Regions from separate parts of the Homo sapiens genome. Here region 1 is linked to region 2. Evidence: read pairs that join two places in POLR2A ChIA-PET (ENCODE). Cell type or tissue: A673. All regions are shown on one strand.

Region 1 (8,000 bases), 270 kb before region 2:
TAAAATTTTTTTTAGCTCTGTCACACAGGCTGGAGTGCAGTGGTGTGATCTTGACTCACTGCAACCTCCATCAGCCAGGTTGAAGAGATTCTCCTGCCTCAGCCTTTGAGTAGCTGAGACTACAGGTGCCTGCCACCATGCCTGGCTAATTTTTGTATTTTTAGTAAAGACAGGTTTTCATCATGTTGGCCAGGCTGGTCTTGATCTCCTGACCTCAAGTGATCTGCCCGCCTCGGCCTCCCAAAGTGCTGGGATTACAGGTGTGAGCCACCACGCTTGACAACTTACTCTTGAAGTAAAAGAAATACATTCAAAACCAAGGGAGAACATTGACTGATTGATACTCTGTATGAGACTTCACAACTGGACCAGGGGCAAATATTGTGGAGTGCTATATGCATATATTGTGGAGTGCTGAGGTCTGGGCTTTGTGTGTAGCCATGATTCAAATAGTGAACATTGTACTCAATAGGAAATTTTCACCCCTCACCCTCCTCCCATCCTCCCATCTTTTGGAGTCTCCAATATCTATTGCTCCCCATGTGTACCTATTGTTTAACTCCCATGCATGAGAACATTCAGTATTTGACTTTGTTTCTGAATTATTTCACTGAGGAGAATGGCCTCCAGTTCTATCCACAGTGGTGCAAAAGACATGATTTCATTCTTTATGTGGCTAGGTCATGTTCCGTGGCGTACATGTACCATATTTTCTTTATCCAGTCATCTGTTGATGGACACTTAGGTTGATTCCATATCTTTGCTACTATGAATAGTGCTGTGATAAACGTATGAGTACAGGTACTTTTTGATATATTGATTTCTTTCCCTTTGGGTAGATACCTAGTAGTGAGATTGCTGGTTGGATTGCAGTTCTATTTTTAGTTTTTTGAGAAATCTCCCTACTGTTGTCTGTAATGGTTGTACTAATTTACATTCCCACCAACGGTGTATAAGTGTTCCTTTTTTCTCTGAACCCTCACCAACATCTTTTGTTTTCTGACTTTCAATTTTTTATTTTTATAGAGATGGGGGGGGTCTCATTATGTTGCCGAGGCTGGTCTCGAACTCCTGACCTCAAGTGACCTGCCCACCTCAGCCTCCCAAAGTGCGAGGTTACAGGTGCAAGCCATCTCACCTGACTGTTTTCTGACTTTTTACTAATAGCATGTGCTAGGTGTGGTGGCTGACACCTGTAATCCCAGCACTTTGGGAGGCCTAGGCGGGTGAATCACCTGATGTCAGGAGTTTGATACCAGCCTGGCCAACATGGTGAAACCCTGTCTCTACTAAAAGTACAAAAATTAGCTGGGTGTGGTGGCATGTGCCTGTAATACCAGCTACTTGGGAGGCTGAGGCCGGAGAATCACTTGAATCTGGGAGGTGGAATTTGCAGTGAGTCGAGATTGCACACCTGGACTCCAGCCTGGGTGACAGAGCAAGACATAATAATAATAATAGCATGTGCTCTTCTTCAACATAACTTTAACATTGCTCCCATGGTGAGGTCAGGCCTATGCTCCTCTCCCTTGAATTCAAGAAGGTCTGTGACTGGCAGAAGTGATTCAAGGTAGGTCATAAAAGGAGACATCTTTTCTCCGTGGTCTTCCTGGGATGCTTGCTCTTTGAACCCAGCTACCATGCTGTGAGGAAGCCCAGATCACAGGGAGAGGCCACATTTTGATGTTCCAATCAACAGTCCCAGCACAGGTTTCAGATGACAGCCAACATCAGTTGCCAGACATGGGACTGAAGAAGGCTTTGTGAAGATTCCAGCCCCAGCCACTGCAACAGCATGAGACACCTCGAGTGAAAATCACCTACCTGAACCCAGTCAACTCCCAGAACCATGAAAAAAAAAAAGATTATTTTAAGCACCTAAAGTTTTGTGGTTATATATTATGCAATAAGAGTAACTTAAATATCCTCATTCCCTTCTAGCTTTTTGAATCTCTTACTCACCAAACCTAGTCTCTCTGTGAAGACCTGCTCTGCCTTAATCAATATTTTCCCCATAGACCCAGTGAGAGGTAGGTTGGGTTATCTTCCTACTCTTCATGGCTGCTCAGAGACCATTTCTTCTTCTTCTTCTTCTCCTACTCCTTCTCCTTCTTCTTTCTTTTTTTAGTGATGGAGTCTCCCTCTGTCACCAGACTGGAGCACAGTGGCACAATCTCAGCTCACTGCAACCTCTGCTTCCTGGGTTCAAGTGATTCTCCTGCCTCAACCTCCTGAATAGCTGGGACTACAGGCACAAGCCACCATGCCCAGCTAATTTTTGTATTTTTAGTATAGATAGGGTTTCATCATGTTGGCCAGGATGGTCTTGATCTGTTGACCTCATGATCTGCCCGCCTCAGCCTCCAAAAGTGCTGGGATTACAGGCATGAGCCACCGCACCCAGCTCTTCTTCTATTCCTTCTTCCTCCTCCTCTTCCCCCTCCTCCTCCTTCTTCCTCTTCATCCTCCTCTTCCTCCTTGACAGGGTCTCACCTCCCCAGGCTCCAGCGATTCTCCCACCTCAGCCTCCTGAGTAGCTGTGACCGCATGTGCGTGCCACCGTACCCAGTTGATTTCTTTTTATTTTTTGTAAAGATGGGGGTCTCACTATGTCACTCAGGCCAGCCTCAACCTTTTGGGCTCAAGTGATGCTCCTGCCTCAGCCTCCCACAGTGTTGGGATTACAAGTATGAAGCACTGAGCCCAGACTAATTTTTCATCTTCTTTAGTTAACCTAACTGTCTCTGTGTTCTTCAGCATTCTATTCCCTTGAATACTCAATCTCCTGTGTGGCTGCTGCAAGTCCTGGAATCTTTTTAGGATTTCCTCTCTAAAGGCCATTCAAAAAGTGGTGAGTTAATTTGCCCACAGTCCACAGTCCACATTGCAGCCATCAGCAAAGCCAAACGCCAGCCGTGCCTGGATCTCCCTGCATACCACATTCATCCTTATCTTGCACACATTTCCTTCACTATGCGAGGACAAGAACACTTTTGAGCTAATGAACGTGCATGTTCTCTGTTCAAAGTAAAACACATAATAAATAAACCCCACCAAGATGCTCACTTCCTGGTGGGTCTGTGTGTTAAAAGCAGTTGTCTTCAAATCTAACTCCTATGAATGTTTATACTTCTGTTTATTCTAAAACTCCCTAATTAGAGACTTCCCAGTATCTTGCAATTCCTCAACAAGTCATAGGGAGCCCAGGAATAATTTTTTTTTTGAGACGGAGTCCCACTCTATCGCCAGGCTAGAGTGCAGTGGCACCATCTCAGCTCACTGCAACCTCTACCTCCCAGGTTCAAGTGATTCTCCCTTCTTAGCCCCCCGAGTAGCTGGGATTACAGGCATGTGCCACCACACTGAGCTAATTTTTGTACTTTTAGTAGAGACAGGATTTCACCATGTTGGCCAGGATGGTCTCGATCTCTTGACCTCGTGATCCTCCCACCTCAGCCTCCCAAAATGCTGGGATTATAGGCGTGAGCCACGGTGGCAGGCCAGGAATAAATTATTCAAAAATAATTAACAAAAGGCTTTACCTTGTTTCATCATTTAGTTGATGAACTTTTCCAGTTTAATTAGTCTCACCAATATAGAAAACATTTTTAGAAGAGGCCTCTTTGGGTTAAGAACAAGTGTCTTTCTTTCTAGCTGCTCTAGAGAAGAAGAAGAGAAAACAACAAGGCCCATTTTAGGAACATTTTAACCATGAGTAGAACACAACACAAGGAAAACTTTCTCTTTTATATAAGAAATATATTTTGGCCGGGCGTGGTGGCTCACGCCGGTAATCCCAGCACTTTGGGAGGCCAAAGCAGGCAGATCACCTGAGGTCATGAGTTTGAGACCAGCTTGGCCAACAAGATGAAGCCCTGTCTCTACTAAAAATACAAAAATTAGCCGAGTGTAGTGGTGGGCACCCATAATTGCAGCTACTCGGGAGGCTGAGGCAGGAGAATCGCTTGAACCAGGAGGTGGAGGTTACAGTAAGCGGACTTTGTGCCATTGCACTCCAGCCTGGGTGACAGAGAGAGACTCCATCTCAAAACAAAACAAAAAAAAAAAAAAGAAGGAAGGAAGGAAGGAATTTCACAAAAGCGCATTTAATGCAGGCAACTTTTGAGCATCAGAGAAATTGGTCTGGATTAAGTCCAGAGACGCAGTGTTGCGTTGCTTACAAGAATGGTTTGGAATCCCAGCTCTACCGCGTTAATAACTGCCTGTGCCTAGCAAGGTACTTAACTCCCCTTTGCCTCAGTATCTTCTCCATAAAATGGGGATGGCAGTAGTACAGTGGTCCATGCCTCTGAGGGTTTGAGGAGAATCAGTTACATGGTGACAGGCACATAGTTAATGTTCAATAAATGCTATAGCTATTATCTTCATTCTTGTCTCTATGGGTGAAAGAAAAATGCAACATTGGATCAGATTAAATTCTTCTGGAAGCAATGGCTTAAAATAAACTGCTATTCAAAAACTAAAATTATCATACTGGGCTAAAGCTATCCAAAATGTAAGTGATCTATCTTCCAGTAATTCCACAAAATAGATAAATGTGTACACAGTTACTTAGAAGAACATTTAACAACTGCATTTAAATGTAGATTCTTGGCTGGGCATGGTGGCTCACACCTCGAATCCCAGAAATTTGGGAGGCCAAGTTGGGTGGATCACCTGAGGTTAGGAGTTTGAGACCAGCCTGGCCAACATTGTGAAACCCTGTCTCTACTAAAAATACAAAAATTAGTTGGGCATGTTGGCGGGCATCTGTAATCCCAGCCACTCAGGAGGCTAAGGCCAGAGAATCATTTGAACCCAGGAGGTGGAGGTTGCAGTGAGCTGAGATCACACCACTGCACTTCAGCCTGGGTGACAGAGACTCCATTTCAAAAAGAGCAAATAAATAAATAAATGTAAACTCTTGGGCTTTGTTTTATTCATGATTGCCACCAGCAGAGCTACCTAACAATGTATATATATATGTATTTTTTTTGAAATTATTATATTGCTTTATTTGATATTTTCCATTTCTTCCCTTATTAAATACATTTACTTTCATGGCATATTATACTATGTAACTTCTTAGTTCTATTTTTTTATTACAGTTTAAGTTTTAGGGTACATGTGCACAACGTGCAGATTTGTTACATATGTATACGTGTGCCATGTTGGTGTGCTGCACCCATTAACTCGTCATTTAACATTAGGTATATCTCCTAATGCTATCCCTCCCCCCTCCCCCCACCCCACAACAGGCCCCGGTGTGTGATGCTCCCCTTCCTGTGTCCATGTGTTCTCATTGTTCAGTGCCCACCTATGAGTGAGAACATTCGGTGTTTGGTTTTTTATCAAGCCCTCTAGTGACCTTTAAGATCAGGCAAACTCAGGTAATAACATTGAACGGTTGGTGAGTGCATATTTTCCAGGTTAAAATGATATTGGGTATAGAGCAGCAGTTCTCAAATTTGAAGTGCTTAAGAATCACCAGGAAAATTGTTAAAAATTACATGTCCAGAGGTTTAGATATCCAGAGATTTAGATTCAGAGCTCTGGGAGACACTAAAATATCTGCATTTTTTAAACCAGTTTCTTCTCTCCAGGGTGAATAATTCAGAGGCACTTGTGTTCATCCTGTGCTGCTATAACAGGTAATTTATAATGAACAGAAATTTATTTGACTCAGGGTTCTGGAGGTTGGGAAGTCTGAGTAGAGGGGCTACATCTGGTGAGGGCCTTCTTGCTATATCAGACAATGGCAGAAAGTATCACATGGTGAGAGAGAGCAGGAAGGGGGCAGAACTCATCCTTCATAAGAAACTCGCTCGCATCATAATGAACCCCACTCCCACCATAACAACATTAATCCATTCCTGAAGGCAAAGTCTTCCTGACCTAATTATCTCTTAAAGGTTGCACCGCTCAACATTGTTGCATTGGGGATTAAGTTTCCAACACATGAACTTTGGAGGATATATTCAAACCATAGCATTCTGCCCCAACCACCCAAATTCATGTCCTTCTCACCTGCAAAATACATTCATTCCATCCCAATAGCTGCAAAAGTCTTAATTTGTTTCAGGACCAACTCAAAAGTTTAAAGTTCAGAGTCCTATCTAAATCAGATATGGATGAGACCCACCGCACAATTCATTCTGAGGCAACAGCTGTGAGCCTGTGAAATTTAAAAAAAAAAAAAAGGTGCCTCCAAAATTCAATGGTAGGACAGATATAAGGCAGACATTTTCTTTCTTTGTTTTTGTTTTTGAGACGGAGTCTAGCCCTGTCTCCCAGGCTGGAGTGCAGTGGCAGGATCTCGGCTCACTGCAAGCTCCGCCTCCCGGGTTCACGCCATTCTCTTGCCTCAGCCTCCCGAGTAGCTGGGACTACAGGCTCCCGCCACCACACCCAGCTAATGTTTTGTATTTTTAGTAGAGACGGGGTTTCACCATGTTAGCCAGGATGGTCTCGATCTCCTGACCTCGTGATCCGCCCTCCTCGGCCTCCCAAAGTGCTGGGATTACAGGCATGAGCCACCACGCCCGGCCACTTTTTTTTTTTTTTTTTTTTTTTTGAGACGGAGTTTTGCTCGTTGCCCAGGCTGGAGTGCAATGGCACAATTTCGGCTCACTGCAACCTCCACCTCCTGATTTCAAGCGATTCTCCTGCCTTGGCCTCCTGAGTAGCTGGGATTACAGGTGCCCGACATCACACCCAGCTAAGTTTTTTTTTTTTTTTTCTTTTGAGATGGAGTCTCGCTCTGTCACCCAGGCTGGAGTGCAGTGGCTATATCTCGGCTCACTGCAAGCTCTGCCTCCTGGGTTCACACCATTCACCTGCCTCAGCCTCCTGAGTAGCTGGGACTACAGGTGCCCGCCACCACGCCCAGCTAATTTTTTTTTTTTTTTTTTTTTTTTTAGGAGAGATGGGGTTTCACCATGTTAGCCAGGATGGTCTCGATCTCCTGACCTCGTGATCCACCCTCCTCGGCCTCCCAAAGTGCTGGGATTACAGGCATGAGCTCCACCTCTGTGACAAACTTCTGCCTGAGGCACCCAGCTGTTCAATACATGTTTTGAAATCTAGGTGGAGGGCTGGGAGCGGTGGCTCATGCCTATAATCCCAGCACTTTGGGAGGCCGAGGCGGGTGGATCACGAGGTCAGAAAATCGAGACCATCTTGTCTAACACAGTGAAACCCCGTCTCTACTAAAAATACAAAAAATTAGACGGGTGTGGTGGCAGGCACCTGTAGTCCCAGCTACTTGGGAGGCTGAGGCAGGAGAATGGTGTGAACCTGGGAGGTGGAGCTTGCAGTGTGAGCTGAGATCGAGCCACTGCACTCCAGCCTGGGCAACAGAGCAAGACTCTATCTCAAAAAGAAAAAAGAAAGAAATCTAGGTGGAGCCCACCATAGCCCCACAGTTCATATACTCTGCACATATGCTGAGTTAGCACTGTGTGGATGCCACCATGGTTTATAATCCTGTATCTCTTCTGGAGTGGTGGCTAGACCCACTTAAGCTGTTGAAGTTGATTGTATTCATCTATTCTCACACTGCTAACAAAGACATACCTGAGACTGGGTAATTTATAAAGGAAAGAGGTTTAATGGACTCTGTTCAGCATGGCTGGAGAGGCCTCACAATTATGACCAAAGGCAAAGGAAGACCAAAGGCACATCTTCCATGGTGGCAAGCAAGAAAGCATGTGCAGGGGAACTGCCCTTTTATAAAACTAACAGATCTCCTGAGACTTATTCACTATCAATGAGAACAGCATGGGAAAAACACACTCCCATGATTCAATTACCTCCTACTGGGTCCCTGCCACAACATGTGGGGATTATGGGAGCTAAAATTAAAGATGAGATTTGGGTGGGGACACAGCCAAACCATATCACTGGTTTTTCCCCAGGTTCCCCCATATAAGTCAGTGAATGTAGATGGATACTTGTGACAAAGGGAACCATTGTGGTCCAGACACTGAATACACTGAAGT
Region 2 (8,000 bases):
ACTGCTAAGGTGCTTGTTTAACTTACAGATTCTACCACAGGATTCTGTTGACACCAGAAGCCTCTTACACAGCTGTAGCAGGACACTGGGAACAAGATCTGGACATGGCAAAGGGCTCCACTCTAAAAGCAAAGCTTAAGATGTCTATATTCATCGCTCATGGTGCAGAAAATGTCTTCTGTGAGTTTTCTGCATGTCTTCAACCCAAAGTCTGGCCCTGTCTTGTGAATCCAAGGCAGAGACCAGCTTTTATGTGCAGATTTTAGGTGAAATCAAAGTGACTCTCCCTTTTTGGGGTTTACAGCAAGCCAAGTAAAACCAGAGGAGAGATCCTCTCATGGAATTTTTTTCAACACATTGTAAAAAGTATTTTGACCTAAAAGGAAAAAGCTGGGGTAAACATAATATAAGTAGAGAGTTTATTTTGGCTAAATCTTAAAGATTGCAACCCTGGAGTAAAAAGTTGCCCTGAATATACCCTCCAATTAGAAGCAGTTGTAAGTGTGTATTTTTAAAGGCAAAAAAGGAAGGCAGAGAGGGTACTGATACAAAGTTATCTGTCAAAAATTCTTATTGTTTTATATAAATAACTGGTTAGCGATTGACTATACATTGTTAAGCTATAGGGTGTGGGTTATAGAGTCAAGTGTGGCATTATTAGGTTGTGGCAATACCAACCAATTTAAAAAGATAAATAGTTCAAAGAGGAGAGCAGAATATAACTGTGGTCTCATTTTAATATATCTCTGGTTTAAAAGAACTTGCATGTCTCAAATAAAAGTTCTTTTCTTCCCTCGAATCCCAGGACATGAATTCAGAATTTGGAACTGCACATTTAGGTCTTGGAAGGCTGGTGAGCTATGCACATTTGTGAGCATTTGGACAAGAGGAGGAGAGAGGAAGGTAAATTCTCGTGTTTAATCAATGCACATGTGCGAGACTGGTTGGGGATCTGGGGCCCTATGATCTTTGAATCAGTGTGAGACCTGAAGATGCCAAGAGCACTGAAAAAGGTGGAGTAATTGATTGCTGTTCTGAAAAGTTATTTTTGCAGAAATCTAGTCTAACTTCTCTAGAAGGGATTGTGGATCTTAAGTAGAAGGAGAGACCATTCTGCTTACAGATTTGGGGAGCACTTTGCTGTACTTTGTGCATTTTGCTGTACAATTATGGGTTGTAATTGGACACTTGAGAAAGAGAGACCCCTCTAAAATGAAACCTGTTGGGCACCTTGTGTATAACCTCTGGTAATTCTGGACAGTGTGTAGAAAATATAGCTAGAAACAAAAACATCTCTAACCCTAAAAAACTCTTAACAATAATAGAACAAGAAAACTATCTTGTTATATCATTAAACCAAAATGTGATGTGCATCACAGGCAATCTACTAAGAGATTGCAAACACAGAAAGGTCACCAAAATTAGTTTCCAAGTAGAAGACTTGACAACACCATTTGCCATACATAGTTTATAACCCTAGTAATCTGGGAGGTCATCTGCGTTTTCTAATTGGTAATAATCAAAGGAAAAATAAAATTTTCACATCTTCATGACGGAAAGTCCTTTTGTAATGTGGAGCCATGTACCTGCTGAAGGGAGCCTCCTACTCTCCTGTACAAACTGTGGATAGATAGGGTGTATACTCTTGCTATTTATATTTTGAAGCAATAGTTTCCAGTTCCTAAAGATAATTCTGGGTCAAAAAAGACAAATGAACTGTTTAACTAATACAAATGAGTTACATATATTTCAAAGAAGCAGAGAAAATATTTAAATACAAAAGTTTTCAAATTAAGTGCTTTATGAAAATAGGAAACATCGGGTGGGCATGGTGGCTCACACCTGTAATCCCAGCACTTTGGGAGGCCAAGGCAGGCAGATCACTTGAGGTCAGGAGTTTGAGACCAACCTGGCCAACATGGTGAAACCCCCTCTCTACTAAAAATACAAAATTAGCCAGGAGTGGTGGTGGGTGCCTGCAATTCCAGCTACTCAGGAGGCTAAGGAAGGAGAATCGCTTGAACCTGGGAGGCAGAGGTTGCAGTGAGTCAAGATTGCACCATTGCACTCAAGCCTGGGCAAAAAGAGCAAAACTCCATCTCAAAAAAAAAAAAAAAAAAAGAAAAGAAAATAGAAAATAGAAAACAGCAAAAAATCTTCCCTTATTTTAAAAAGAAAACATTAAGCCTCTTCTTCCTAATTTGCATTTGCTTCTTTTTTTTTTTTTTTTTTTTTTTTTTTTTTGAGACAGTCTTGCACTGTTGCCCGGGCTGGAGTGCAGTGGCAAGATCTTGGCTCACTGCAACCTCTGCCTCCTGGGTTCAAGCAATTCTCCTGCCTCAGCCTCCCAATTAGCTGGGATTATAGGTGCCCACCACCACGCCTGGCTAATTTTTTGTATTTTTAGTAGATATGGGGTTTCACTATGTTGGCCATGCTGGTCTTGAACTCCTGACCTTGTGATCCACCCACCTCGGCCTCCCAAAGTGCTGGGATTACAGTTGTGAGCCACTGCGCCCAGCCTCTGTATTTACTTTGACAACAGCCAGGTCTAAAGCCATGGTCTTGAACTTATTAACATCTGAATTCTAGTAGGCACAGGATTCAGGTACCTGAGGGATGGACTTGGGCACACTGCCACACTGTGTGAATATAAAAGAGGGTTTTGGGGGAAAAGAAAGGCAGGAGAGAGAAAGGTACTATCAAGAAACAAGAGTGGGCCAAGCACAGTGGCTCACACCTCTAATCCTAGCACTTTGAGAGGCCAAAGTTGGTGGATCACCTGAGGTTAGGAGTTCAAAACCAGCCTAGCCAACATGGTGAAATCCCATCTCTACTAAAATTACAAAAAATAGCTAGCCGTGGTGGCACACACCTGTAGTCCCAGCTATTTGGGAGGCTTAGGCTGAAGAACTGCTAGAACTTGGGAGGCAGAGATTGCAGTGAGCTGAGATCATGCCACTGTACTCTAGCCTGGGCAACAGAGCAAGAGGCTCCATCTCAAAATAAATAAATAAATGAATAAGTAAGCAAATAAAAGTTATTTTCTGCCTATTTTTTGAGATTCTCAAAGATCTTATAGTTGGTATTATTCTCTTACTACAATTCTTCTTTAGGAGTAAGTAACTTCATACCTAACTCTAAATTAGTTCTATTTGACAAAGTTTAGGTAGAGCCCCAGGACAATAACAACAAATCCATCCTCAAAAAGAGGCTCCCCAACCACTTCTATCCCAACTTTAACTGCATCTGACTTTGAGTATCCAGCTTTCCAGGGCTCTGTAGCTTCTGTCAGTATAAACAATTCTTCCATGGCTGAGGTGAGTAGGCTGGGACACCTGCAGGGGTGACTCACCAGTAAAAGACCAACCAACTTGGTGTTCAATCACCCCTTTTTGCAGGCTCAAGACTGGCCAGCTTGGAGTCACTGGGTTTGGGCTTTCATTTTCCAATCAGCATAGTTCACTTGATTTTTTTTTTTTTTCTGAGAGGAGTTTTGCTCTTGTCACCCAGGCTGGAGTGCAATGGCATGATCTTGGCTCACTGCAACCTCCACCTCCTGGGTTCAAGTGATTCTCCTGCCTCAGCCTCCCAAGTAGCTGGGATTACAGGCATGCGCCACCATGCCCATCTAATTTTGTGTTTTTAATAGAGATAGGGTTTCTCCATGTTGGTCAGGCTGGTCTCAAACTCCCGACCTCAGCTGATCTGCCCACCTCGGCCTCCCAAAGTTCTGGGACACTTGATTTTATATTTAAAAAAATAGTCAGTGTTTGAAGAATCTAGCAAAATTACTCAAACTCAGTGTTTATGAAAGAGAATTAAGTTGTAAGGCATTTACATTTTATATCTCAACAACAACAAAACAACGAAAAACAAGTGTCTATCCCTTTCAGACAATAAACACATCACTTATCTCTATAAAAAATAATTTAACAATTAACCATATATTAATACTTTTAGAAGGTGCCAAGTATCACCTTAAAAAATTTAGCATTAAACTTATTCAAATGACATGCTACAGAAAAGAGATTCAAAATATTACAAATTCTTCACCCTCAAAAAAAAAAGGAACTATTGTTTTGATGCATCTATGTAATGCACCAGTTGATTTACTACACGTCTTGTGGAAATGTATTCATTTTCTATAGCCATAAAAGGAGAGATATTTCCTATTTTTCCCTGGTAGCATTCTCAAAGCTAAGCCCTGAGATTCTGTTTGAAATTACCCCCAAAAAGTGGCAGACCAGAGAAACAACTACACTCACTTTTGTAAGGAAAAAAGTAAATAACAACTTTTAACAAATAAAATATATGATTAGAACCCCATCTCTACTAAAAATACAAAAAAATTAGCCAGGCATGGTGGCAGGCGCCTGTAGTCCCAGCTACCCAGCTACTCGGGAGGCTGAGGCAGGAGAATGGCATGAACCTGGGAGGCGGAGCTTACAGTGAGCCGAGATTTCGCCACTGCACTCCAGCCTGGGCGACACAGCAAGACTCCATCTCAAAAAAAAAAAAAAAAAAAAAAAAGAATTTTAAAAACCAAAATCCAACATGCCTTTTTACAAGGGTCAGGATAGTCAAGGCCCTCAGACAAATAAACTTTGGTGGTTCGGAGAGGACAGAAAATGGAGCAGGCCAATCACCTGGTAGGGCTTGTTATCAATGTCATTTGTAAGGCTACTTTAAAAAAGATTGTCCAACGAGAAACAAGCTACCCCCTCGCCCATCTCCACTATGCTGAGGCAATCACTGAAAGGCGCACTGCCCCAGAGGACAAAGGTTCTCTGGGCCAGAAGCCCCCAACCAGATGATCCAACAACAGGACTGAGGGTGCCCAGGGCAAATGCCACCTCACATCATCACCTTCACTGAGCCCCGGGTACATTTAACCATTGAGGGTCAGGAAATTGACTTCCTCCTGGACACTGGTGTGGCTCTCTCAGTGTTAATCTCCTGTCCCGGACAGCTGTCTTCAAGGTCAACTACCATCCGAGGAATCCTGGGACAGCCTGTAACCAGATATTTCTCCCACCTCCTCAGTTGTAACTGGGAGACTTTGCTACACATAGTAAGTATGCTTATCTAATCCTACAAGCCCATACTGCAATATGGAAAGAAAGGGAGTGCCTAACCTCTGGGGGAACCCCCATTAAATATCACAAGGAAACCATGGAGTTATTGCATGCAGGCAAAAACCCAAGGAAGTGGCACTCTTACACTGCCGAAGCCATCAAAAGGGGAAGGAGAGGGGAGAACAGCAGCATAAGTGGCTGGCAGAGTCAGGGAAAGATCAGCAGAGAGGAAAGACAGAGAAAGACAGGAAGAGACAGAGACAAAGAGAGACACAGAAAGAGACAGTCAAAAAGAGAGGAAGAGACAGAGACAAAGAGTCAGAGAGACAGAAAGTCAGAGAAGGAGAGAGGAAGAGACAAAGGAATCAAAGAGAGAGACAGAAAGTCAGAGAGAGGAAGAGACAGACAAAGGGGAGTCAGAGAGAGAAAAGACAGAAAGTCAAAGAGAAAGAAAGAGAGATGGAAGTAGTGGAGAAAAAACAGTGTACCCTTTTCCTTTAAAAGTCAGGGTAAATATAATTGATCATTGAAGGCCTTCTCTGTAACCCTATAACAATCCAATACCACCTTGTCAGTGTAATCAAGGGCACAGCCCAAAAGCACTGAGGCCACTGACAACCCATAGCCTTCCTATCAAAAATCCTTAACCCAGCAGGTTTCCTAACAGGGGATCTAAACCTTAACTAATTACCATACAAAGGTCCTACCAGATATAGGAGGAACTCCCTTCAGGACAGAAAGACAGGTGGTTCTTCCTGGGCGCTTAAGGGAAAAAGACACAATGGGTATTCAATAAGTGATAAGGAAACTCTTGTAGAGGCAGAGTTAGGAAAATTGCCTAAAAATTGGTCTGCTTAAACGTGTGAGCTGTTTGTGCTCAGCCAAACCTTAAAGTACTTACGGAATCAGGAAGGAGCCATCTATATCAATTCTAAGTTAATATGGACTGAGCGAAGTCTTATTAATAGCAAAGAGTAATTGAAATCCCAAGCTTACAAGGTTTTCAACAAAAGTAAAATTTGCTAAAAGTTAACACCTCTCCTTGCCCCTTTAATGGAATCCTTTTACTATTTCATCATATTATTAAGCAGCATACTAACCATACTCTTTGCCTATCTATCCCTCCTGCTTCCTTGGATACCTCATACAATCACCCCTCCCCTTCCACTAGCTCCTAATTACCTATACAAGACTCTCAACTTAACCCACTGTCTGTTAAACCAGTCCAATCCTTCCCTGGCAAATGACTGTTGGCTTTGCATCTCTCTATCAAACTCTGCTTGCGTTGCCACTCCCATTCCCGCAAAAAACTGGGTCTTTACCAACTTAACTTACCATCCTCATTATGAAGGAAAAGACCCTTTCTGACATCTAGATATGCAATCATTAGCCAACTTCCCCATCTCTGATAGGACCAAGAATACCCTAACAGGACGTGCAACCAACTTTAACATTCTTACATTTCCAACCTCACCTATTACACAAGCAATGAAAAGCCCATACATGGCCATGTAACTACGAATACCACCTTAACTTTCCAAACCCCTTTATGCATCCAACGCAATCTGTTATCAGGCCTTCCCCCGGGGCACCTACTACTCCATCAGTGTAATTACACCCTACAACTTCAAGCCCCAACTGATCATAGTAACTTCTGAGTCACCCAAACAGCTCCATTCAGACAGCATGTCTGTCTCTCAGGGTCTCCAAAAATCATCACCTCCTCCCTGCTTAACAAACAGTCCAGGTTTTGTAATGGCAAACATACTTCCTGCATGACCATTCACCCCTGGACCCCCTGCAGCAGCGCCCCCACCACTAGTGAATGCCTTTTCATCCCCTCTTTCAATCACTCTCTCCAATGGTTCCTAGTAGATACAGAACGGTTTTTTCTCCAATGGGAAAAGAGAACACAGGGAGCCACTCATTTTTCTCCCAACACCCCTTTCCAGCTGCTCACCAGAGCTACCTTGGCAAGTACTCTAGGAGTATGGGAAAACAAAAACAACAAACTCACACACCTTTTTAACATACACAACTAGTTCTGTCTACCCAGGCAAGGTATATTCTTATGTGGAACGTCAACCTATAAATCTGCCTCCCCACTATCTGGACAGGCACCTGCACCTTAGTCTTTCTAAGTCCCAACATTAACATTGCCCCAGGAAATCAGATCCTATCAGTAACCCTCAAAGCTCAAGTCCAGCAGCACAGAGCCATACAACTAATACCCCTACTTACAGGGTTAGGAATGGCTATGGCTACAGGAACCGGAATAGCCAGTTTATCTACTTTATTCTCCTACTACCACACAGTCTCAAAGGATTTCTCAGACAATTTGCAAGAAATAACGAAATCTATCCTTACTGTACAATCCCAAATAGACTCTTTGGCAGCAGTGACTCTCCAAAACTGCTGAGGCCTAGACCTCCTAACTGATGAGAAAGGAGGACTCCGCACCTTCTCAGGAGAAAAGTGTTGCTTTTACACTAACCAGTCAGGGATAGTATGAGATGCTGCCTGGCATTTACAGGAAAAGGCTTCTGAAATCAGACAATGCCTTTCACCCTCTTATACCAACTTCTGGAGTTGGGAGACATGATTTTTCTCCTTTCAAGTTCCCGTGACAGTCATCTTGTTATTACTCGCCTTCAGGCCCTGTATTTTTAACCTCCTTGTCAAATTTGTTTCCTCTAGAATCGAGGCCATCAAGCTACAGATGGTCTTAAAAATGGAACCCCAAATGAGCTCAACTAACAACTTCTACTGAGGACCCCTGGACAGACCTTCTGACCTTTTCACTGGCCTAAAGAGTTCCCCTCTGGAGGACCCTACAACTGCAGGGCCCCTTCTTCAGCCCTATCCCACAGGAGGTAGCTAGAGTGGCCATCACTCAATTCCCAACAGCAGTTGGGGTGTCCT

The links. ChIA-PET counts read pairs that join two places held together with the same protein. Peaks named below come from ENCODE experiments on the same cell type or tissue, not always from the same donor. Only the 100,000 strongest peaks of a DNase experiment are listed, where the experiment ranks them.
Region 1: POLR2A ChIA-PET joins it to region 2 with 12 read pairs; 2 of 35 experiments call an interaction of 5 or more read pairs at or near these places.

Annotation. Positions count from the first base shown.
Region 1 is chr7:65,024,906-65,032,905 of GRCh38, reverse strand. LOC105375330 (a long non-coding RNA gene) reads left to right here. Exons shown (of 6, transcript XR_927607.1): 3 at 1,942-2,030. LOC105375329 (a long non-coding RNA gene) reads right to left here and starts at 6,166. Exons shown (of 3, transcript XR_927606.2): 1 at 6,028-6,166; 2 at 4,182-4,397; 3 at 3,480-3,659. In A673, no CTCF peak of the experiment used is centred here; no DNase peak of the experiment used is centred here.
Region 2 is chr7:64,757,673-64,765,672 of GRCh38, reverse strand. No RefSeq gene overlaps it. Among named protein-coding and RNA genes, the nearest start is that of ZNF138, 33 kb to the left of the region's middle. In A673, no CTCF peak of the experiment used is centred here; no DNase peak of the experiment used is centred here.